Linked DNA regions of Homo sapiens: regions 1, 2, 3, 5, 6 and 7 are each linked to region 4. Evidence: chromatin contacts called from ENCODE Hi-C or POLR2A ChIA-PET data. All regions are on one chromosome and are shown on one strand. Each heading gives the region's core, a stretch centred on a gene start or an enhancer-like site at or near the end of the contact. The rest is flanking DNA. Distances are from core to core; before and after follow the strand shown.

What was found. Hi-C counts contacts between places; a loop is a spot of excess contacts on that map. ChIA-PET counts read pairs that join two places held with the same protein, here RNA polymerase II (POLR2A). Pooled maps may share reads with other maps.
Region 1: a loop to region 4 is called in a map of naive thymus-derived CD4-positive, alpha-beta T cell, with 21 times the contacts of the local background. The contact joins the enhancer-like site here to the promoter of MYLK-AS1 in region 4. A Hi-C loop is called at or near these places in 2 of 168 maps with a recorded cell type or tissue (CD4-positive, alpha-beta memory T cell and naive thymus-derived CD4-positive, alpha-beta T cell) and 7 of 50 pooled maps.
Region 2: a map of CD8-positive, alpha-beta T cell shows a loop between it and region 4 (39-fold over the local background). The contact joins the promoter of OSBPL11 here to the promoter of MYLK-AS1 in region 4. A Hi-C loop is called at or near these places in 5 of 168 maps with a recorded cell type or tissue (CD4-positive, alpha-beta T cell, CD8-positive, alpha-beta T cell, OCI-LY7 and 1 more), 9 of 37 single-sample maps with no recorded cell type and 24 of 50 pooled maps. POLR2A ChIA-PET finds 5 or more read pairs at or near these places in 3 of 52 experiments (CD8-positive, alpha-beta T cell, WTC11 and activated T-cell).
Region 3: a loop to region 4 is called in a map of CD8-positive, alpha-beta T cell, with 12 times the contacts of the local background. The contact joins the promoter of RABL3 here to the promoter of MYLK-AS1 in region 4. A Hi-C loop is called at or near these places in 2 of 168 maps with a recorded cell type or tissue (CD8-positive, alpha-beta T cell and naive thymus-derived CD4-positive, alpha-beta T cell) and 10 of 50 pooled maps.
Region 5: a map of B cell shows a loop between it and region 4 (24-fold over the local background). The contact joins the promoter of KLF15 here to the promoter of MYLK-AS1 in region 4. A Hi-C loop is called at or near these places in 1 of 168 maps with a recorded cell type or tissue (B cell) and 5 of 50 pooled maps. POLR2A ChIA-PET finds 5 or more read pairs at or near these places in 1 of 52 experiments (activated CD4-positive, alpha-beta T cell).
Region 6: a loop to region 4 is called in a map of CD8-positive, alpha-beta T cell, with 35 times the contacts of the local background. The contact joins the promoter of NDUFB4 here to the promoter of MYLK-AS1 in region 4. A Hi-C loop is called at or near these places in 4 of 168 maps with a recorded cell type or tissue (B cell, CD4-positive, alpha-beta T cell, CD8-positive, alpha-beta T cell and 1 more) and 9 of 50 pooled maps.
Region 7: a loop to region 4 is called in a map of CD8-positive, alpha-beta T cell, with 27 times the contacts of the local background. The contact joins the promoter of ALDH1L1-AS1 here to the promoter of MYLK-AS1 in region 4. A Hi-C loop is called at or near these places in 6 of 168 maps with a recorded cell type or tissue (B cell, CD4-positive, alpha-beta memory T cell, CD8-positive, alpha-beta T cell and 1 more), 2 of 37 single-sample maps with no recorded cell type and 10 of 50 pooled maps. POLR2A ChIA-PET finds 5 or more read pairs at or near these places in 1 of 52 experiments (OCI-LY7).

Annotation. Positions count from the first base shown.
Region 1 is chr3:121,430,730-121,433,602 of GRCh38, reverse strand. POLQ (DNA polymerase theta) reads left to right here. Exons shown (of 30, transcript NM_199420.4): 29 at 570-685; 30 at 1,186-2,172. The coding sequence ends at 1,299. Among named protein-coding and RNA genes, the nearest start is that of POLQ, 110 kb to the left of the region's middle. RefSeq lists an enhancer at 1,295-1,344. Within about 2 kb of position 1,287, at least 3 of the 41 ENCODE cell types and tissues checked have a DNase peak (open chromatin) inside an H3K27ac peak, as active enhancers do.
Region 2 is chr3:125,594,066-125,596,979 of GRCh38, reverse strand. OSBPL11 (oxysterol binding protein like 11) reads left to right here and starts at 1,483. Exons shown (of 13, transcript NM_022776.5): 1 at 1,483-2,343. The coding sequence starts at 2,180. RefSeq lists a silencer at 1,366-1,775 and enhancers at 1,876-1,935, 2,896-2,914.
Region 3 is chr3:120,741,200-120,743,899 of GRCh38, reverse strand. It overlaps RABL3 (RAB, member of RAS oncogene family like 3), which reads left to right and starts at 1,384. Exons shown (of 8, transcript NM_173825.5): 1 at 1,384-1,438. The coding sequence starts at 1,393. It overlaps GTF2E1 (general transcription factor IIE subunit 1), which reads right to left and starts at 1,156. Exons shown (of 5, transcript NM_005513.3): 1 at 1,106-1,156. RefSeq lists enhancers at 1,104-1,223, 1,104-1,398, 846-1,484, 1,364-1,653, 1,485-2,123.
Region 4 is chr3:123,584,071-123,586,770 of GRCh38, reverse strand. MYLK-AS1 (MYLK antisense RNA 1) reads right to left here and starts at 1,258. Exons shown (of 4, transcript NR_121654.1): 1 at 1,218-1,258; 2 at 970-1,124. HACD2 (3-hydroxyacyl-CoA dehydratase 2) reads left to right here and starts at 1,718. Exons shown (of 7, transcript NM_198402.5): 1 at 1,718-1,898. The coding sequence starts at 1,744. RefSeq lists an enhancer at 1,234-1,533 and silencers at 1,594-2,203, 2,214-2,393.
Region 5 is chr3:126,355,864-126,358,781 of GRCh38, reverse strand. It overlaps KLF15 (KLF transcription factor 15), which reads left to right and starts at 1,374. Exons shown (of 3, transcript NM_014079.4): 1 at 1,374-1,545. RefSeq lists a silencer at 1,195-1,414 and enhancers at 1,313-2,072, 2,073-2,832.
Region 6 is chr3:120,594,890-120,597,633 of GRCh38, reverse strand. NDUFB4 (NADH:ubiquinone oxidoreductase subunit B4) reads right to left here and starts at 1,298. Exons shown (of 3, transcript NM_004547.6): 1 at 1,095-1,298. The coding sequence starts at 1,274. RefSeq lists an enhancer at 888-1,227.
Region 7 is chr3:126,082,910-126,085,609 of GRCh38, reverse strand. It overlaps ALDH1L1-AS1 (ALDH1L1 antisense RNA 1), which reads right to left and starts at 1,395. Exons shown (of 8, transcript NR_190231.1): 1 at 1,158-1,395. It overlaps SLC41A3 (solute carrier family 41 member 3), which reads left to right and starts at 1,486. Exons shown (of 11, transcript NM_017836.4): 1 at 1,486-1,517. RefSeq lists silencers at 1,139-1,688, 1,729-1,838.

The DNA.
Region 1 (2,873 bases), core at 38-2,537, 2.2 Mb after region 4:
ACTCTTACATATAACTGCAAGGGGTTTATGTACTCTCTGAAGTCCACTTTGGGAGCCTAGGTTTTACAATTACTTGTTTGGAGTGTGTACGGTTCAATTGGGGAAGCACCAGTTCTATCACGATGACACTTCTGGCCATAAAAAGACATGAGGGAGTGTCCCCCTTAAGAAACAGTGCCTAACAATATTAGTTTGCTTTCCTGGGGCAGGAATCAGGCCCCATACCTCCCTGGTGCTATTACTCAGATGGTGGTTGGGGGACTCCATGGATAGAGAAAATGTTAGTTATTCATGAGAAATAAGTTGGACTAGAGCTTGGAGCAGAGTTCCTCACACCCCATTTACTGACTTCTTTGGGAGACTCCTTCTTTCTAGGAGGAAGTTTGTGAGTTTATACCGGATACTTAGGGTAGGTAGCGACCAGCAAGTAGTTATTTTCCTGATAGTTCTTATTCTTGTGTGTTTTAATCTTCTCATTAAAATTCCTCAGAGTTACTCAGAATCTCTAAAAACATTCTCCTATGACTTAGCGACATGCTGATCAGTTTTGCTCCTTTTTCATGAAGTAGGATTGTCACGAAAGAGAAAACTGCAAGGGATGTTCTGCCCAATCAGAGGAGGCTTCTTCATCCTTCAACTCCATGATGAACTCCTATATGAAGTGGCAGAAGAAGATGTTGTTCAGGTATTTTTGCAATGCTTGTGTCCATTCCATAGGAAGACAAGACACTGTATTGTCAGGCCGACAGCTTTGTTTCCTGTGCATGAGGATTTTGGAACTCTACCCTAGCCCTGGGATGGCTGTATAAATATTGAGTCCTTACAGGTAGAAAAGGAGCTAAGAGTGTTCCGTTTTGTACTAGTTCTTAATAAGTGAAGAATTGCCAATGCAAGATGTTTTTGTCTTGGAGGAATTAAACAAAAATTTGGAGTCTTTCCCTTAGGGTTTCTAAGCTCCAAGCATTCTAGCAAAAACTTTCAGAAATTCCTGCTCATCAGTGAAGAAGAGTATGAGATGTCTTTTTATTTATTCATTTATTTATTTTATTTTTTATTTTTTCTGATTTAGCATTTTAAGCACCATTGGGTGAAGAGCTCCAGTCTGGTTTATAACTTTCTCAGGGGATGGTTTGGGAAACATTCTTTGACTGGGCAGTTTGTTAACTACATTTTTTTTTTCCTTAGGTAGCTCAGATTGTCAAGAATGAAATGGAAAGTGCTGTAAAACTGTCTGTGAAATTGAAAGTGAAAGTGAAAATAGGCGCCAGCTGGGGAGAGCTAAAGGACTTTGATGTGTAACTGTGCTGTTGATGAAGTCCTCCCAGGGAAGCCTGTGCAGATGCAGTCACCTGGAAAGAACAGAGATTACCCTTTCACCTACCTCAGCAAAACAAACTTTCAAGTCTTGATAGACTTAGCCTAGTAATTTTATAGTGAGAGTTTCAAACTATATATCAGTGTCTATAGCATCAAAAACTTCTGGGGGCGTGGGGGAAGTAGAATACCAAGTATAATAGTTACATTCACTTTCAAAGAGCATCTATGAATTTGCCTTTTGTAACTTACTGTGGCTTTAAACATATTCAGAACAGATGCTTGAAATATGCACTTAGCACTTTGGTTCCACATCTGTCTGGGTAAACCATGAAGAAAATGAAGCTGCTGCCTCAATCGACCCAGACAGCAGCCATAGGCAGATAAAGATTTGGTTTCACCCTGGTGGTGGTAGGCATCGTGTGTGACTTTTTTTCCTCTAATATCAATTTTACAGTACGGAAATAGTATTTTAAAATAGTATTGGCTAATAAATTATGAATTCTATAAAGTAGTAAGACTTGGTATGGTTGGAGTGTAGGAATGAATATTCATGAAATGTTTCTTATTGCTTTTCCTTCCCTAATTCATACAATGAATGTATTTGGAATACTTACATATTATAAAATAAACTATACCTCTTCAAGAGGTATCCTGTTCTGTAAGATCAGATGTTTTTATTGCAGGTCAATATAATACTGCCAGAGACAGAAAATACCCCCTTATCAGTCCCTTAGTGCCTCTTTCTGTTTGTGGCATGGTGAGAAAACCCATGCTGAAAAGATTGTACTTTGTGATCCCAATCAGAGGGATGGAGCTAATCTTTTTGCTGTTGAAATAAAATGAATTTATGAGAAACTTTATATCAACAATTGTTTTGTTAAAAATTATAGTTGGTCTAAGAGTGTCCCTTATTTAGTTACTCCATAGCTTGTTCATAGGAAACACTGATTATATTCTTAATCAGTTACCAGAAGAGCTCTTTTATGTTTATTAATCAGAATAATGAAAAAAGATAGTTGCTTTATAAAATGTAATGCATTATCAGTAGTTGGGTATTAATGCATAAGAGACTTAGACATAGTTTTTTTGGGGTGGCAGGGTGAGAAAGGCAGAGATGGCAGCAGTAAGAGGGAAGAATATCATTATTTCTTTTTCCATATTTACCTGTACTATGTTTCTCAGAAGCTGAAGTGCTGTCAGTATTCTGGTAGGCTTGAAAGATCTGGCACAAGAGAAAGCTCAATCTGTTTACCTGTGAGTGTTCTTCAAACATGAGGGCAAGCAAAAGTCCCTTCTGCCTCATTCTCTGCAGCCATGGCCCAGCATGTGTAGTCACATGCATTTTCTCATTCTGTTTGACCTGTCAGCTGGACCTGAAACAGGCCATCCCCATTTTGCATGATTCAGATGTGCACAAATCCCAGTTACTATGGTTTACTTAATAACATGAGTCTCCCCTGCAACACAATTCAAATTTCAGTTACCAGTGGATATTAACTGTGAGTAACTGCATGAAATTCAAACTTCACTGATAGTTCTTCAAACCACAACCACTG
Region 2 (2,914 bases), core at 234-2,733, 2.0 Mb before region 4:
AAACAGAACAGGGCAGGGAGTTTCACAATGTTCTGCTGCACAATGTCTGGAATCCATGAATAACATCGGTTTCTAAGTTATGAGTTGATTTTTAACTACTGAGTTTAGGCCAGGCAGGCCCAGGCCTGGTTTCCGGCCTGGCGCTGGGCTGCCTGTCTTTGGTTTTACTTCCTTGCTGTTTCTTTTTTTCTTAAAACAGGTACTGAGTATAAAACAATATGAGAGGGTCTCTCTCCTTCCTCAGGCTCACTGCAACGTCCGCCTCCCAGGCTCAAGTGATTCTTCTGTCTCAGCCTCTTAAGTAGCTGGGATTACGGGCACGCACCACCATGCCCGGTTAATTTTTGTATTTTTAGTTGAGAATGGGTTTCACCATGTTGGCCAGGCTGGTCTCGAACTCCTGACCTCAAGTGATCCGCCCACCTCGGCCTCCCAAAGTGCTGGGATTACAGGCGTGAGCCACTGTGCCCAGCCTCAAGTCATGTTATTATAAACTAAAATTAGCAATTAGGAGAGACTTTAGAAATCTACCCATGCACTCTTGTTTTACAAATCCAAAACCAAGGCCTAAACAAGGTGAAAGATTTGTCTGGGGTCTGGAAGAGTACCTAGCTCTGTTCTGAGATCTCTAATTTCCATGACAGCTTCTTTTTAATTTATAATAATGATTGGCTTTACTCCAATGTCATGCTTGCCCCCCCCCCACCCCAAGTAACTAAAACGTACAGATGTTTGCTTCGTTCTTGTACTTTCTTATTTTTGTAAGCTTTCTTCCTAAAATGCCTGGAACGGCCCCTCAAATGGAAGGCTAGGACGTGGTTAGGAAGGCGGGCACTCGGCCGGGCGCGGTGGCTCACGCCTGTAATCCCAGCACTTTGGGAGGCCGAGGCGGGCGGATCACGAGGTCAGGAGATCGAGACCATCCCGGCTAAAACGGTGAAACCCCGTCTCTACTAAAAATACAAAAAACTAGCCGGGCGTAGTGGCGGGTGCCTGTAGTCCCAGCTACTTGGGAGGCTGAGGCAGGAGAATGGCGTGAATCCGGGAGGCGGAGCTTGCAGTGAGCCGAGATCGCGCCACTGCACTCCAGCCTGGGCGACAGAGCGAGACTCCGTCTCAAAAAAAAAAAAAAAAAAAAGGAAGGCGGGCACTCACACACCAGAAGGGAACTCTCTAGTGCTGCTGGCTCCTTTGTTTCTTCCTCCTTCACTGTCCGGGTTCCTCGTTCCGTTGCGGCGCCCTCCCTCGCCCTCCCTCGCCCATCAGCCAGTCGCCCAGCTACCAGCTCCCAGAGCCTCCGCCTCCTTCAGGGACCCGCCGCCCTGACCCAAGATGGCGCCAGACGCTTCGGCTGTGAGGGAAGTGAGCTCACGCTACTCCGGAAGGGAAGGCGGGAAGGGAGCAGGGGGCGGGGGGTGGCTGACCCGCTGTGGGGCTGTGGGGCTGTGGGGCTGTGGGTGGGGCGGCGGCCGCGGCCCTGGCATTCGCGCTTGGGTCTGGAGATAGCGCGAGAGACTCACCGGCTCCTGGGAACCCAGTCGAGGGCCCGGGCCAGGGGCATAAGAGGAAGTTGTCCCGAGTGGCTCGCCTCTGGCCCTGGGAGAGGCGGCCCCGGGAGCCGGCGTCCCGCCCCCGGCGGCCTCATTCCCCGACCCTCCTCCCCGGCTGCGCGCGCCGGCCCTGGCTGTATCTCGGGGGCTGCGGCGGGAACTGCCGAGCGGGCTTGACTGGACGCACTGCCTGAGGACCTGCGGAGGAGACGAGGGAGCGCGGCGGGTCAGCCCCGAGGTTAGGCCGCGGGTCCCCTGTCCGTGGCGCTCCGTCCTTTTCCCAGCCGTCTTGGCTACAGAATCTGCGACCTCCCCACACTCCTTCTCTTTTGAGTATGTCACTTAAGTCTTCTCGCCGGATGCTTTTTCCTCCTTGCTTTTGCCGGAAAGGAGAGAGATACATGTGAAGGATATCTGTCCTCGTTGCTTCCCCTGCCCTCTCAAAAGTTTAACTTCTGTGGGAATGTGTATCTTCCTTTTCTGGACCATTTGACAGTCCCGCCCCAGCCGCCGTGTGATTTAGCAACCGGTATCATATTCAGATCAAATCTTAAAAAAAAAAAGTCACCTACAGAACTACAGAATTGTTCTCTCCCGCTCAAGAAGGGCAAGTGGACTTTGGCGTTAAGATGCAGGGGGGTGAACCAGTGTCCACAATGAAAGTCTCGGAGAGCGAAGGAAAGCTGGAGGGCCAGGCCACAGCGGTGACCCCGAACAAGAACAGCAGCTGTGGAGGTGGAATCAGTAGCAGCAGCAGCAGCCGCGGTGGCAGTGCAAAAGGCTGGCAGTACAGGTATGCTCCTTTCTCCAAAATTATTTCCCGAGGTGGAGGTAGGGGTGAATATGCCCTGGAGGCTGCATCCCGCAATTGTTGAAAGATAAAAGTTTTTTCACTGGCTTCCAGAAGCTACTGATACATCTCGTTTGGATCTGGGACCTCGCCTAAAAGATTTAATCCATTCATTTGTTCATTCAACAGGTATTTATGGAAGGCCTTTTGAGGAACACAGAAATGTATCCCTGAACTTCCTCTACAGTCAGAGAGTTAATGCTTCCTCAGATTTAATTCTGTACTCACTTCTGCTTTTGCCTATGTTGCAATTTATTTACAAGCCAGCTTTCTCTGATAGACTGCGAGGGCAGGAACTGTTTAACTCAGCTTTCTCGAGAGGGTAGCAAATACTGGTGCTCAAAACTTACTTGTCCAGAGCTTCTCCAGAATCAGAAAAGATTCTTGCCCTGAAGGTATTTGTGACTTGGAAAGGGGAATGTACATAAGTAATTGGAATGCAAGGACAAAGGTAGAGATCCTAATGCCTCTGATAAACTAAACCTGAGCCTGGAGATGTTCAGTTTGCGTTGCT
Region 3 (2,700 bases), core at 135-2,634, 2.8 Mb after region 4:
AAGGACTACTGTGCACCAGGCACGGAGCCAGAGAAACAAAGTTGAAAAGAAGGCACCCTCTGCCCTCTGTCTACCCTGTCAGCCTCATAACCAGCCACACCAGCATATTCTCAATTCCATGAGCCACATGTGCTTTCCCTGCATCCCAAGGCTTTGCACATGCTGTTCCTTCTGCCCCTACAGCTAAGCCCAAACCCCCTTCTCCTAATCATCCTTCAAGTCTCAAATGATATTTCCTCATGGAGGCCTTCCCAGACTCCCCATTAAGTAGCATACAATCATCCCCTTTCACGTGTTCCATGGCTCTTTCCCCCTTCTTGTACTTTCTCCATGTCTATCTCTAAGACCAGACTTCATCTTGTTCACCAATTAATTTCCAGCATCTAGCATAGCCAGACAAGTACTTCCATAAAACTTTCCATATGTCTCCTAGGCACGTTTTGTTCCAACATGGCTCATCTTGCCAGCTTCCCCCTGCTTCACTTCCTCCACTCTTGTTTCCAAGGTAGAATCGGACAGGCTACTGGGCACTCTCTTCTTAAATTTAAAACAGTTTTAAGCGGGAGGTGCGTGGATCAAATTCAGGATGTTAAAAGATTGTACTGACTGCAGAGTGGAGAAAAAAACAAGAAAAGTGGATGCGAAGAGACCAGTTAGATTACTTCAGTAAATCGCCACTCCAGTTCTAGAACAACTTGGGATTCTACACATCTAACTGCGGTGTTGTGTTACCACATTTCATGGCACTTTCCACGCCTTCACACACACAGCGGCAAACTACCGCGAAACCTCCGGACCCAGCTGCCCTCCACGAGACGCGTTCGGTGATATGCACTCCTCCCCAATGCGAGACTCCGAGACCCCAAACTCCCTCGGACTCTCCCAGTTGGGTCCAGGGCCACACTCGGCGCAGCCAAGCCCGCCCTACCCGAGGTCGCACACGGGCCGCTCCGGGGTCAATGGTTCTTTGGAGGACCAAGAGGACCAAGGCAACAGGGTAATTCATTAGGGGAGGATAGTTAAGAGGGAGCGAAAGGAAGAAGAAATCATGAAATGCAATGCCCGGCCAGGGAACTCCGAACAAGGAACAGGGAACAAGGTTTACCAAGGCGAATCCTGGAACACTCCCACTACAGCTGCCCCCAGCGCTTCAACTACCGGCTTAAATGAACCACGCCCCTTGCGCGACAAAGAAAACGCACTATTCCTGCGACCAGCTGGGGAAGCACCCCGCTACCTTTTACCAGACCAGCCAATGAGTTCAGTGAAACCTTCGATCAAGACAGTCACGCTCCGAGTGGCCAATGAAATTGAAGGCTCTGCCCTCCATGCCCAACTCTGATTGGCTTACAATCCAGGAACAGGCGTTAACCCAGGGAAGGCAGTGGCAAGATGGCGTCCCTGGATCGGGTGAAGGTACTGGTGTTGGGAGACTCAGGTGAGCGGCTTACCCTACCTCTGGGGCTCCAGACACTTTTGAGTTACCCAGTAACCCTCCCCTTAGCTTCCTTCCCTCAACTTCCTGGCTCCTCGGCCCGTGGCTGAAGTCCCTCCCAGGGCCTGAAGACTACACTTCCCAGGGGACTTTGCTCCGTGTGACGACGCGGTGGCGGCGGCGTCGTCGCGCGGGTGGGGGTCGCGGAGCCCGGGTCTTTTGCCTTCGCGGCTTTCCGCATCGGTCTCCCAGGCGACCCCAGCCTAGAGTGTATTGTCAATTCTTTTATTAAAAAAAAAAAAAAAAAAAGCAGGCATTGAGTATTGTATGGGGTTCTATGTTAAGGGTACAGAAGTTAGTAGGACCGTGCCTTCAAGAGATTTTGTTCATTAAGGAAGTCAAACGTGCACTGAGAAACGTGCACTGAGAAACGTGCACTGGCAAGCGCTTCGCATGTATTAACTCATTTAATTCTGAGACAGTCCTGTTATCCCATTTTACAGATGAGAGTAGTGAGGCAGAGAGATGTAAATGACAGAATCCTTTTGAACGCGGAGTCCACGAACTTAAACGCTAAGTTATAATTATGCAGTGACATATTGGGTAGTGGTCCTGTTTTATTCTTAACTGAGCTTAATTTCCTGGTTCTCGTTTGATCTTCATTGAAAACCTATTATGTCCTAGACTGTACAATAGAGAAATTAAAGTAAGAGTTTTATTCTGAAGCAGCTAGGATTTAACGCTGAGCCCAATTTAATCCTAGTGTTAAATATATATATATTTTTTTAATCTCAGTGGATGCAAAAAGAATTCTTTTGACACCTGGGACATTTGAGAACTACAGCTGGCGTCTGGATTTCCAGCTCCCACCTCACTGCCCTTATCTTTTCTTCCATAATCCCCAATTCAGCTCTCCTTAGTAACTTCAATAAATGCTGACCTTGCATTTTATAGAAGCGCTCCTCTGGAGTTGGCCTAAGAGCATGTGTTGTGAGCAAAGACGTTGTGCTAGATGCTTGGAGGTGGAGAGGCTTGAAAACTTAATAGAAACTAAATAAAATTGTGGGCAGCAAATATAGGTTAAGAATGTTTTCACATTGCCCTGAGGATTATTTGCATTATGAAATATTTTACAGAGAGCATTATTTAATATTCCCCTAAGAAAGTTGCCTTTTGAAACTTAATGAACATAATCACAATTTATGTCGACTTCATTTCTATCAGGTAGCTTGAAGTGGTGCCGAAGTTAATTTAATAAAATCACT
Region 4 (2,700 bases), core at 9-2,508:
CAGCCTCTCCACTTGGATGTTTAATAAGGATTTCAAATTCAACATATAAAAAACAAAATTCCCGACTTCCGCCTTAAAAATGGTTTCTTACAAGTTGCTCAAAACGCCTTTGACCTCACACTCCAAAACTAACATATCCACAAATCTTATAATTCTACTTCTAAAATACGCACAGAATTCATTGTTGTTTTCATCACCTCGATTTCCACCACTCTGGCCCACACCACTATCACCATGGCTGGATTATTGTAATAACTTCCTGATACCACTTTTCACCAACTAATACGAGCATTTTCGTCTGGTTCCCTCAGGGGTCCTTAAGCCCCAGGCTGCGGATAGAACCAATCCCTGGCCTGTTAGGAACCAGGAGGCACAGCAGGAGGTGAGCAGCAAGCAAGGGAGCATTACCTCCTGAGCTCCGCCTCCCTCAGATCAGCGGTGGCATCAGATTCTCATAGGAGCGGGGAACCTATTGTGAACTGCGCATTGGAGGGATCTAAGTTGTGTGCTCCTTATGAGAATCTAATGATAAATGTAATGCCTTTGAATCATCCTGAAACCATCATCCACCCCCCCACCACGAAACCGGTCCCTGTTGACCAAAAGGTTGGGGGCCGCTGCTCTATATAATCCCTGGGAGACTGACGACTTTGTCTCTTTCACTTAGTGCCATGAACTCCAGGGCAACTTTGTGGACGCTCCATAAACACTTGCTGGAATGAACCCATAAATATTTTATACTACCACATATACAGTAATACATTTAAGGAGCTGCTTGGGTGTGTAAAAAATTGCAGGGGACGTTTACAAATAAAGAACCTCCTGAAACAAAGCAATGAATGGAAAGTGGGATCAGCTGGTTGAAGCAATGCCCACAAGCTGCTCCAGCTTCCCAAAGCAGAGAGGTTTTCCACCTAAGCCAACATCCTTTTATTTTTAGTCACTATAGCTATAAATCTACTCCCTTACCCCGCACCTCACTCTCAGCCGACAGCCCAATGGGCTTATCCTCCTCTCGCCCTCACGATGAGCGAGTCCACGCGGTCTCAGGCTGGAAGATGCACTTGAACACCAGCCAAGCACTCACGGACGACACTGGATTCTAGGCCGCCTGGGCTTCTCCACTGTACTAGGAATGTAAAATCAAAAGTCAGAAAGAAAACTTCGGAGGTGGAATCTCCAACCCGGCAACGGGTTAGGAAGCAAAGCGCACCTACCAAAGGGCTGGTCCCTGCAGCCTCAAGGGCTGATGGGAAGTGAATCCACCGTCAACCGCCCTGATCCAAAATGGCAGGATACCGGAGCAATAGTGTTCAGGTGTGAAGATAGGGCAATTGAAGAAGGGAGAACGAAAGCATAATTGTTTTGATTCAACATGGAAGCAGTGATTATAGGAGGGCGAATAGCGAGGGACGACGCAACATCCAGCTGGCAGAAGCAGCGGGCCTGGAGAGGGTGGCTACATTGAACTAATCCAAGATGGCGCCGAGGTTGTAACCGGGAGCGCCCAAGAGGCGGGAATTACCCTGATCCAAGATGGCAGTGGCAACTGAGGCAAGCCGAAAGACGGGAGCGCCAGGAGCGTCTTTGCCCTCAGCCAAGATGGCGGCTGCCGTGGACCCTGTCCCGGCTCCGCCCCGCGGCCCTGGCCCCGCCTGCCCCTCGTCCCTTCCTCCGCCCCCTCTCCTCGCGTAGTCCGGCCCGAGCCGCTCGCGCTAGGAGAGCGGGCTTCGGGCACTTGACATGGCGGCAGTGGCGGCGACTGCAGCAGCGAAGGGGAATGGGGGCGGCGGTGGCAGGGCCGGGGCCGGGGACGCCAGCGGCACGCGGAAGAAGAAGGGCCCGGGGCCCCTGGCCACGGCGTACCTGGTCATCTACAATGTGGTGATGACAGCCGGGTGAGGCTGGGGCTCGGGGAGGCGGGGAGCCAGCGCGGCCGGGGAGGGAGCCCTGCGGCCAGCGGCGGGGCGGATAGGATCGGCGCGGCCCGCCGCAGGCAGTGCATTCCCGGCGGGGGGTGCCCGGGACCCGGTACCTGGGCGCTGAGGGCGGCCGAGCGCTGAATCGGCCCCGGTGGCTGCCCGCGAGCTCCCTCCTGCGCTGGGGGTCGAGCCAAGTTCCCAGGCACTGGGGCGCGGGGACGGCTGCCGGGCGCTGGCTCGCGAGGGCCGCGGGAGGAAAGGTGGGGCTGGCCACAGGTGCGGGGCCGGGGGCAGCGGCCGGACTACCTGCGGCGCGGAGCCCGTCCTGGGCGGCCAGATTCGGATGTTGAACGGCGCCAGCATGGGGAGTGGAGGAGCTGTGGCTGCAGAGTGACCATTCATTTGGGCGGCTGTTTTCAAAATCTGGGCTGCGCTTTAATCTGAAAGGTATTGGGAAAGCGTTCAAAGTTTTTGGCCAGCGACATGAGCAGAGCTAGGCTTTAGATGAGTTTAGACTTTTAGGATGGGTTGGGGTGGGGAAGAAACTGGGGAGTAGAAGGCAGAGTTACTGGAAAGGGGGAGAATGGACCCTCGAAACGGTTTTACCCATCTTCTGTCTCTTTCATTTCAGTGCATCCCTTATCCCGGCGGGTTTTTAGTTCAAGCTCTGCCACTAACTAGCTGTGTGACTTTGGATAAATCATCTTATTTCTCTAGCCTCCGTTTTTTCATTTGTAAAACTAAAGGGTTGGTCTGGGTGATGAAGGTTCCTTCAGCT
Region 5 (2,918 bases), core at 125-2,624, 2.8 Mb before region 4:
TAGCCAGGGCTGCTGTAATGCCAGAGTGGTCATTCCAACTTCTGTGAACTAGAAAGCCTCTCACCATCCTCAACACAAATGTCCTTAAAGCCCTCTGGCAACGCATTGGTTTGGCTCCTAGTGGCAGCAGCAGCTGAATCCCTGGCACTGACCTGGTGCACAGTGTCCCCAGATCCCTGGTCAAGCAAGCCTAGACCTATAGCATTCCAGAGAGCCTGGAAAGGGTATGGTTAAAAATTCCTGTTCTAGCAATGTCTTCAAGAAGAAGCAGGAGAAAATGCTCCCCACCTCCCAGTGCCAGGAGGGGAGAGGAAGGAAGCTCAGTAGGACAGCTCTGCACAGGTGGCCTGGGGGTGTCTGCAAGATGACCTGGCTCTACCTCTCTACCTGCTCCTTCCCAGCTGTGGGGCTGGGGAGGGCTGGTGCCCTCTCTGAGTCGGTTTCTTCATCTGTAAAGTGCTTGGCTGAGGATCCAGCTGGAGTGTGGATTAAAGGGCACAGCAGGGTGCCTAGCACCGTCAGCCCACGTGTTTTTCTTGGGCAAGCCACTCTGAGCCTTACTCTTCCTGTCTCTAAGCGGGAACCCAAATGCGAGCCAGGATTGCTGCGGACTAAAGCAGTCTACGAACGCTTTTGTAGACTGCGAAGCATTGTTTGGTCTTCAGAAAGGTGCCCCAGAGACAAGGTGTCATTGGTTTCAGGTGGGGGGGGGGGGGGCCGGTCAGCAAACCTCCTTAGTCCTGGAGGGCAGGGTGGCAGCGCAGAGCGCGCGCAATTTCCGGAGGGTAACTGATTGTCCTGCTGAAAGCCCAATACCGTATTTATCCAAAAATACGTCCTTCTAGGCAAGTGATTTATCTGACACTCAGCGGGGGACAGAGCTGCTTGTACCGCGCTGGGGATGAAGGTGGGGACGTGGGCCAGACCGGGCCAGACAGGCTCCCCAGCGCTTCCCGCTCAATCACGCAGACTGCACTTTGGGGCGATCTCAGAGCTTTTCTTAAGTCTTCAGGCCAGTCTCACGTTCTCACCTTGGGAACCGAGCTTTAGAAGCCGGCCCTCGTGGACGCCGCGAGACAGCGGCGAGAGGTGGGAAGCAAGGAGGTGGCTGCGGGCCAGGGACCAGGCAGCGTGTTGGGGGGCGTGCGCGTCTGGCAGCTCCGGGATCCCCGAGCATCCGCCGCTCAAGTCCGGGAGCCGCGCGGGCGGGCCGGGGCGGGGCCAGGGCGGGGCCAGGGCGGGGCGGGACGTGTGACGCGCAGCGCGGGCCAATGGGGCGCGCGCCCGGGGCCGAGCCTCCTGCGAGCCTTCGCGGCGCCCGCTGCGTCACGTGAGCGGCGGGGAGTGAGTGCCCAGCGAGCTGCGGGCGGGCTAGTGCTCCGCCGCAGCGACCCGCGGGCCGGCGGGCGATCGAGCCAGCGCAGGACCCGCGGCTCGGCCCCCGGCCGCCGCCGGACCGAGAGTCTAGCCGCCGCCCCCAGCCCAGCCCGCCCGGCCGCAGGACCGCCGGGGCCTGGCCGCCGGTCCGGCGTGCGCCAAGTTCAGGTGGGAGAGGCGCGGCGGGGCCGGCCGGCCGCGTGGACGCGGCCCCGGGTGATCAGAGGGCTGGCCGGCCTCGGGGCGCGTGGCCGTGCTCCCGCGCAGCTCTCGGAGGCACCGCGCGAGTGCTGGAGGAATGTCGGAGGAGCGGGATGGGCCCCCGCGGAGGTGGGCAGGGGTCGGACTGGCCCGGGGGAGGTGACCCCCCCCGCCCCGGTCGCCCACCAGCACTTTGCTGAGGCCCGCGCCGCCGCCTCGGTGCCTGGCCGGGCGATTCCGTGGCGCGCCTTGCGGGCCGGCCCTCCCATATGGTGGGCACCGGCGCGGCCTGGTGAGAGGAGGGGGAGAGCGGACGCGCTGGCCAGCCCGGGGTTGGGGGGCGGAGGGGCTGGAGACGGAGGGGTTACTGTCGGTCACCGCAGCAGTGTCGGGGGCAAGGGGGGGGCGTGGGACGAGGGCATGGTGCCCAGCGGGCAGCGGTCCAGGACTCTAGAAGGGGTCTGAGCCGGCTCTCTTCATTTCCCACGCACGTTTCCCCTCACCCGCCGGCACCCACGGCGGCTCCACGCGCGAGTCCTTCGCGGACAGCCTCCCGCACAGCCACAGCGGCTGCCGCGCACCACGCCCCGCACACGCAGTCACACGACAGGAACTCACACCCCTTCACGCACACCCGCACCGTTCACGCGTCTCACTCCACGCTGAGTCCCCGTCCGCTCAGACCGAACATTACCAAAGCCATGGCCTGACCGAGGGATGGCGGCGGCGGGGCAGAGAGGCCGTCCCCATCCCATATGGTGGTCCGGTTCACTCTTCCCTCCCCGCCTTGGTGTTACTCATGGAACCCCCCTCTCACGGAGGGCACAGAGGGGCTGTTTTCTCCCACGGCCCTCGGAGGTGACAAAATCAACAATTGTTTGAGAGCCTCAAATCTCCTTCCCCCTGTCCCCCCGGACCAGGTGGCCCCTGGGGAGACCCTGCCGCCCTACAGGTGTGAGGACGCCCGGACTCTGCGACTTTGGGGCCTGCGGGCGGCTCAGGGACCGGAGACTCTTATTTTGAAGGACAGCCCCCGCCGCCACCCCCGTGATTTGCACGCTGACCCAATGGCAAGCCCTTGGCCGGCGCTGGGCTTGTTATCAATTACATGTTGTTCCTGCAGCCGCTGTGTCCCCGGGAGGATAAACAGCAGGCCTGGCCGGGCCAGGGGAGGGGGCGGAGTCCGGCGGCCAGCCGGGGACTGTGCCCGGAACAGCGTGTCCCCTCCCCCTGCACGCAGCCTGCGCCTCTGGCCGCCCCACGTGCTGCTGTGTTTCAGGGGCCGAGCCAGCTCCAGCCCTAGAGTGTCCTCTCTTTAATGCCGGTGCCCTGGGACATCC
Region 6 (2,744 bases), core at 49-2,548, 3.0 Mb after region 4:
ATCTGTAAAATGGGGACAGTAGTAGAGCTTAATCATCCAAATAGTTGTGATATGTAAATAGTACTCAAAAAGAGTTTTAGCACAGTGCCTGGCACATTGTAACTTTCATTCAATCCTCATAACTTCCAAAAATTCCAAAACACCAATGCAACGTGTGGGAAAAGTCCAGTCCTGTTCTGTTAACATCATATTTAACCTACTTAGTTCCTGTATAGAAAACTACCTAATGAAAGCACACCTGTTAATTACCAGTTTACTGGGCATATATTATGTGCTGCGAATGTTACACAGACTGTCTTATTTAACCTCATAATGCACATCATTTATATACGAAACCAGGAAACTATAATTCAGAGGAGTTGAAGTTGCCCAAGGTAACAGAGTTAGCCAATGAGTAGTGCTTTGGGTTCTGACTCCAAAGCCTAGAACTTCAGCAAGCTTCAGGGTCTTTAAAAGATGCAGGTTGAAGGAATCACTGTATTCCCATCAGGAGAGAGCAGTATCCCTATGAGCTGTGAACTGAAAGGTAAACACCAGCTCTTTAAAATTATATATATATATAAAATATATATGCATATATATAGAATATAATATATATGCATATATATAAAATATATATGCATATATATAGAATATAATATATATGCATATATATAGAATATATATATAATATAATATATATATGCATATATATAGAAACATTTTCTGAACACGCCTTACGAACGAGGCACTGTGCTAGGACAGTCACATACTCTATCTCATTTAATCCTAACAGCCTGATAAAAGAGTAAGCACTATATTACGCCCATTTTGCAGACAGAAAATCGAGGATAAGCAGAGTGAATAACGTTCTTAAGGTCACGCAGGCAGGAAGTGATCAAGCCAGGATTCAAACCCAGCCAGGTCTGAGTCCAGAGCCGGTCCTCTCGAGGGCCAAGCTCTGGCAAAGGTAAAAGGGTAGTGAGTTGGCTAGGCCTGGAAGAGGACCTGCGTCTGAGATACTGATCGGGAGCGGTGGCCGACCCTTTGCGTGGTCTCTCTCGGTCTCTCCCAGGACTCGGGCCCTATTCCCGCCTGGGAGGCCCCACACTCACGATGAGCCCTCGGCGGTTGGGATCGTTGTACTGAAGCAGGTACTCTCGTTTCAGCTGGGCTCTTATGGCCAACCGCTCGGCTTGCGCCCGCCGGGTTTCCGGAGATATGTTGTATTCGGCTGGGTCGAGGGTCTCAGGCAGAGTGCGCAGGCTCGACGGCTTATACTTTGGGAACGACATCTTGGCGAACCAGGGCACAATTGCGCCTGCGCGATTCTGAGGCCCTTTGTCTATGCTGACCTTCAGCTTCAGGAAGTGCGCCTGCGCGTTAGCAGAGGTTGGGGATGTCGTTAACAAGGAGCTCCGCCTCTTTCTCCTACCTTCCCGAACACGGCGCGTTCGCTCGGTGATATGCGCATGCGCGAAGTGCTCTTCTCGCAGTGCGCCCTGCCCCACCGCCGCTCCCCACCTACTCATCTGTCACCGCGCTGCTTCTTCCTAGCAGCCTTGTCTCTACTGACATAACCAGGGCTTATTATGTAAAGTTGAGCTGTGTGGGACTGGCTGTGGAGTCAGAAGTCCGGGTTTTCATTGTGGGTCTAACCGTGCTGTGTCACCTTGGATAAGTCACTTAAAGTCTCTGAGTTTCCTTTTCCTTATCCTGGAGATAATGACTCCTGTCCACCTAGCAAAGTTGTTGTGAGGATTAAATAAGCTAACAAATAGATCACAAAGTGCTTTGCAAAACAGAATTCCCTACCCAAGAAGAAGAGAATAAGCTTTTCTGTACTTTACCATGCTAGATTCATACAACATTAAGTGTAAGCTTATTTTTCACAGGTACGAAATAATGATTAATAGGAAAAATGATGTTATAAGAGAAATGTTGCCTGACTGACTATAGAAGGTCAGGAAGAAAATGAGATACTGAATAAAGCTCATGAGAAAACATCTTAGTTAAAATACTAAAACCTCTTGCCTAAAATCCTTAGCACTCTTCAGATGCAAAGAATTAAAAACATCCTTACAGGTATGAAAATACTCATAGGGGCATGTATCTTATTGTAAAAGACGATCTGGGGCGAAAACTGAAGTAATCAGAAACAAAACCTTCTCTGTCCCTACTGTCCTTCCTTCTCCCCAGTTACCAAGGAGAAAAACAACTTCAAGTTTCACAGCAGGGTCTTTGGGTTCCCCTTCTCCTCAGGGGAAAAAATGTAAACAATATTTCCATAACTCGGGCAAAGAAGGATGGATCAAAAGAGAGCCCCAGCTTGGCTGAAACGTCTGGGGGCGCGTAGGTATGTTGGGAAATGGTTGCTAGAAAAGGGACCTAGAAAGTGTTGGCATTTGAAATGATGAGAAGCAGCACTGCTGTCAAATTTATTCAACATTTTAATACTGTTTTAAAATATTTATTAAGCACCCACCGCGTGAAGCACACAGCACACTAGTCAGTGTTAAGTCAATCTTCTAGGCTCAGTGGGGGAAATCCAGACAAAATGGAAGATGGGGTGTTTGCCTTTCGGGAGCTGACAATCAGGCAGTACAGAAAGAATAGGCAGAAATGGTAATATTTCAAAGTAGTCTAATGTCCAGATGAATATAGAGCAAAATGGACTCATGAGGATTCAGGCTGAGAGAATGTAGAAAAAATGAACACAAGACGAGTTACTCAGACTCGATTTTAAAGGAGAAAAAAAAAGGAAA
Region 7 (2,700 bases), core at 146-2,645, 2.5 Mb before region 4:
GAATTAGAATCCTTAAACAACAACTTCCTAGGAGAAAAACCAGCTCACACTAAACGAAGGACTGTCAACCAAAGGGCGATCTGGGGCTCAGGAGAACTTAACCAGTTCCATCGGGGGAGAAGCTAGAAGTCTGGGAGGCTTCAATGGGCCCCACTGGTATCTTCGCTCCGAGTTCAGGCAACTCCTTTGGGGTCCTGAGTCTTCTCTGAGGCCCCACGCTGGGTGCCAAATTATTGTGGAAGAGTCAAACTCTGTAAAATATTTGAAGAGATTTATTGTGAGCCAAATATGAGTGACCACAGCCAGTGACACAGCCTTCAGGAGGTCTTGAGAACATGTGCCCAAGGAGGTCGGGGTGCAGCTTGGTTTAATACATTCTGAGGAGGCATGAGACTTCAAGTTAAGTTCATTTAAGAAATAAATTTGTTTGATCCAGAAAGGCAGGAAAACTCAAAGAGGGGGAGGGTGGTTCTAGGGTATAGGTCAACTTAAACATTTTCTGGTTGACAATTGGTTGAGTTTGTCCAAAGACCTGGGATTAAAGAAAGGAATGTCTGGGTTAAGAGGTTGTGGAGACCAATGTGTTTTATCACGCAGATGAAGTATTCGGATAGGGTAGCAGGCTTCAGAGAGAAGAGGCTGTAAAATGTTTCTTATCAGACTTAAAGTCTGTGTTGATGTTAATGCAGGAGAGGGATAATGAGGCATGTTCGGCCTCCACTTCCCCTTATGGCCTGAACCAGTTTTTCAGGTTAAATTCTAAAAGTCCTGGCTGAGGAAGAAGTCCATTCGGATGATTTGGTGGTTGGGAACGGGGAGGTGCCTTATCATTTATTTTTTGGTTTAAAATATAATGATATATTTTACCAAGTCTTGTGAACCATCAGGCCTCCCTCAGGCCCGGACTGGGAATTGCCAATTTCGTTAGGTGTGACCGTAATACTATGAGAATGTTTAAAAAAATAGGCCTTACTGATTAAACATACTCGAGTATTTAAAGGAGAATTTATCCACTGGGATGCTTTAAAATTACTCTGGGAAAAAAGGGAAAACGAAAGGCATGTGTGGGGTGAAGCACAGACTTGTCGTTGTTGTTTTTAAAGCAAAAGGCGGGTCCCAAGGGAAGTTGGCTGTCGGTGGGTTCCCGTTCTCCGTACCTTTCTACCTTGACAGCTCCATAATAAAACCTGCAGCCGCATAGGCGCCTCTCCCGTAGCGCTCCCGCGGGGGCGCCAGTGGGGCCCCAGCTGCGAGGAGGGCCCGGGCTCGCGAGACTCGGTCCCCCACTTCCGTCCCCGCGATCCCCGGCTCCCAGCCCCCCGGGCCCCCGGCGGGGCTCTGCGCTGCCGGAGCTTGGGCGTCTGCTGCTGTCCCGGAGCGCCAAGTCGTCCGAGGTCCGGCCGCCCGGCCGGGGCGGGGCCAGGGAGGCCCGGCCTTCCCGCTTCCTGCCTGAGCCGCAGGCCCGCCCCTGCGTCCTCCGCCCGCCTCTTTCCCGCCGCCGCCTGGGAGGGGACCCGGTAAGCGCGGCCCTGTTCCGGGCGGGGTTGGGGCGGAAGGTGGGGTCAGCTGGGGCCCAAGGGGGGTCGGGGAGGCGCGCGGGAGAGGGCGCCCGGGAGTGGGTGCGCGGGAGGCGAGTGAGCCGGGCGCCGGGCCCTGGGGGCTCGGCGGGAGGGGGAGTCAGGTGGGGACCGGGATTTGGGGGACTCGGTGGGGGAAAGGCGCGCGGGAGATGAGGTAAACACGAGGGGTCGGAGGGGCGGCCTGGGGCGGGGTGGGGCCATGCCTGGGGTAGGCCACGCCTCGGGGAGGCCGGGAGAGAACCCAGGCGCTGGGGGTCGCGGGGGAGCCGGCCGGTCCTACCCTTAGGTGTCTGAGGCCGCTCCCCACACCGCTGCGGTGTGCATTCAGCGGCCCTGTCTCCTCCTTCCTGGCCTGCTCAGGGCACGGCTCCTGGTTGGATGTCACACGCGTGACTCCTGCAGCGCCCGCGCGCAGGGACCCCTCGCTGCCTCAGCCAGACCTCCCGCCAGCCTCTACCACAGGCTCAGCCCACTGTCCTGGGTGGGCTCGGTGCAAACCTCTGGTGAAGAAAACCTCCTGGGGGTGCCCAGCCGGGAGTCTGTCTCAGAGTCCCACACTCTCTCCATCCAGGAGAGCCGGTGGGATAGGTCTCTTTAAAATCCCGTTATTTATTTGTTTATTTTTTCCTCTTTCTTCCAGTTTTTTCCATATGACTTTAGTGATCAAATCCCACTTTTTTTTAGAAGGCTTTTTTTACACCAGTGGTTTTCAAACTGTGGTCCCAGGACCAGCAGCACTGCCTTTCCTGAGATCTGCTAGAAATGCGGGTTCCCCAGCCCCACCCTGACCTTCTAAATCCTAAACCTTGGGGGTGGGTCCCCATACTTGTCTTTAGCAGGTCCTCCTCGTGGTTCTGACCATTGATCTGAAACCTTAGGGCTTTGAGGAGTCTGAACTGGGGTTGAGGATGGGCCAGGTGCCCTGTGATGATAATGCATGACTCCATTTAATCTTCACAGCCCTACACAGTAGGTAGTATTACCCCATTTCACAGATTAGGCAACAGAGGTACAGAAAGTTTAATTTTTCCAAGGTCACAGACCTAGAAAGGGGAGGAGCTGGGATTCCAACCTTGGGTTCCGGCTCCAGAACATTCCCACTGAGGCGAGGTCCCCTGTG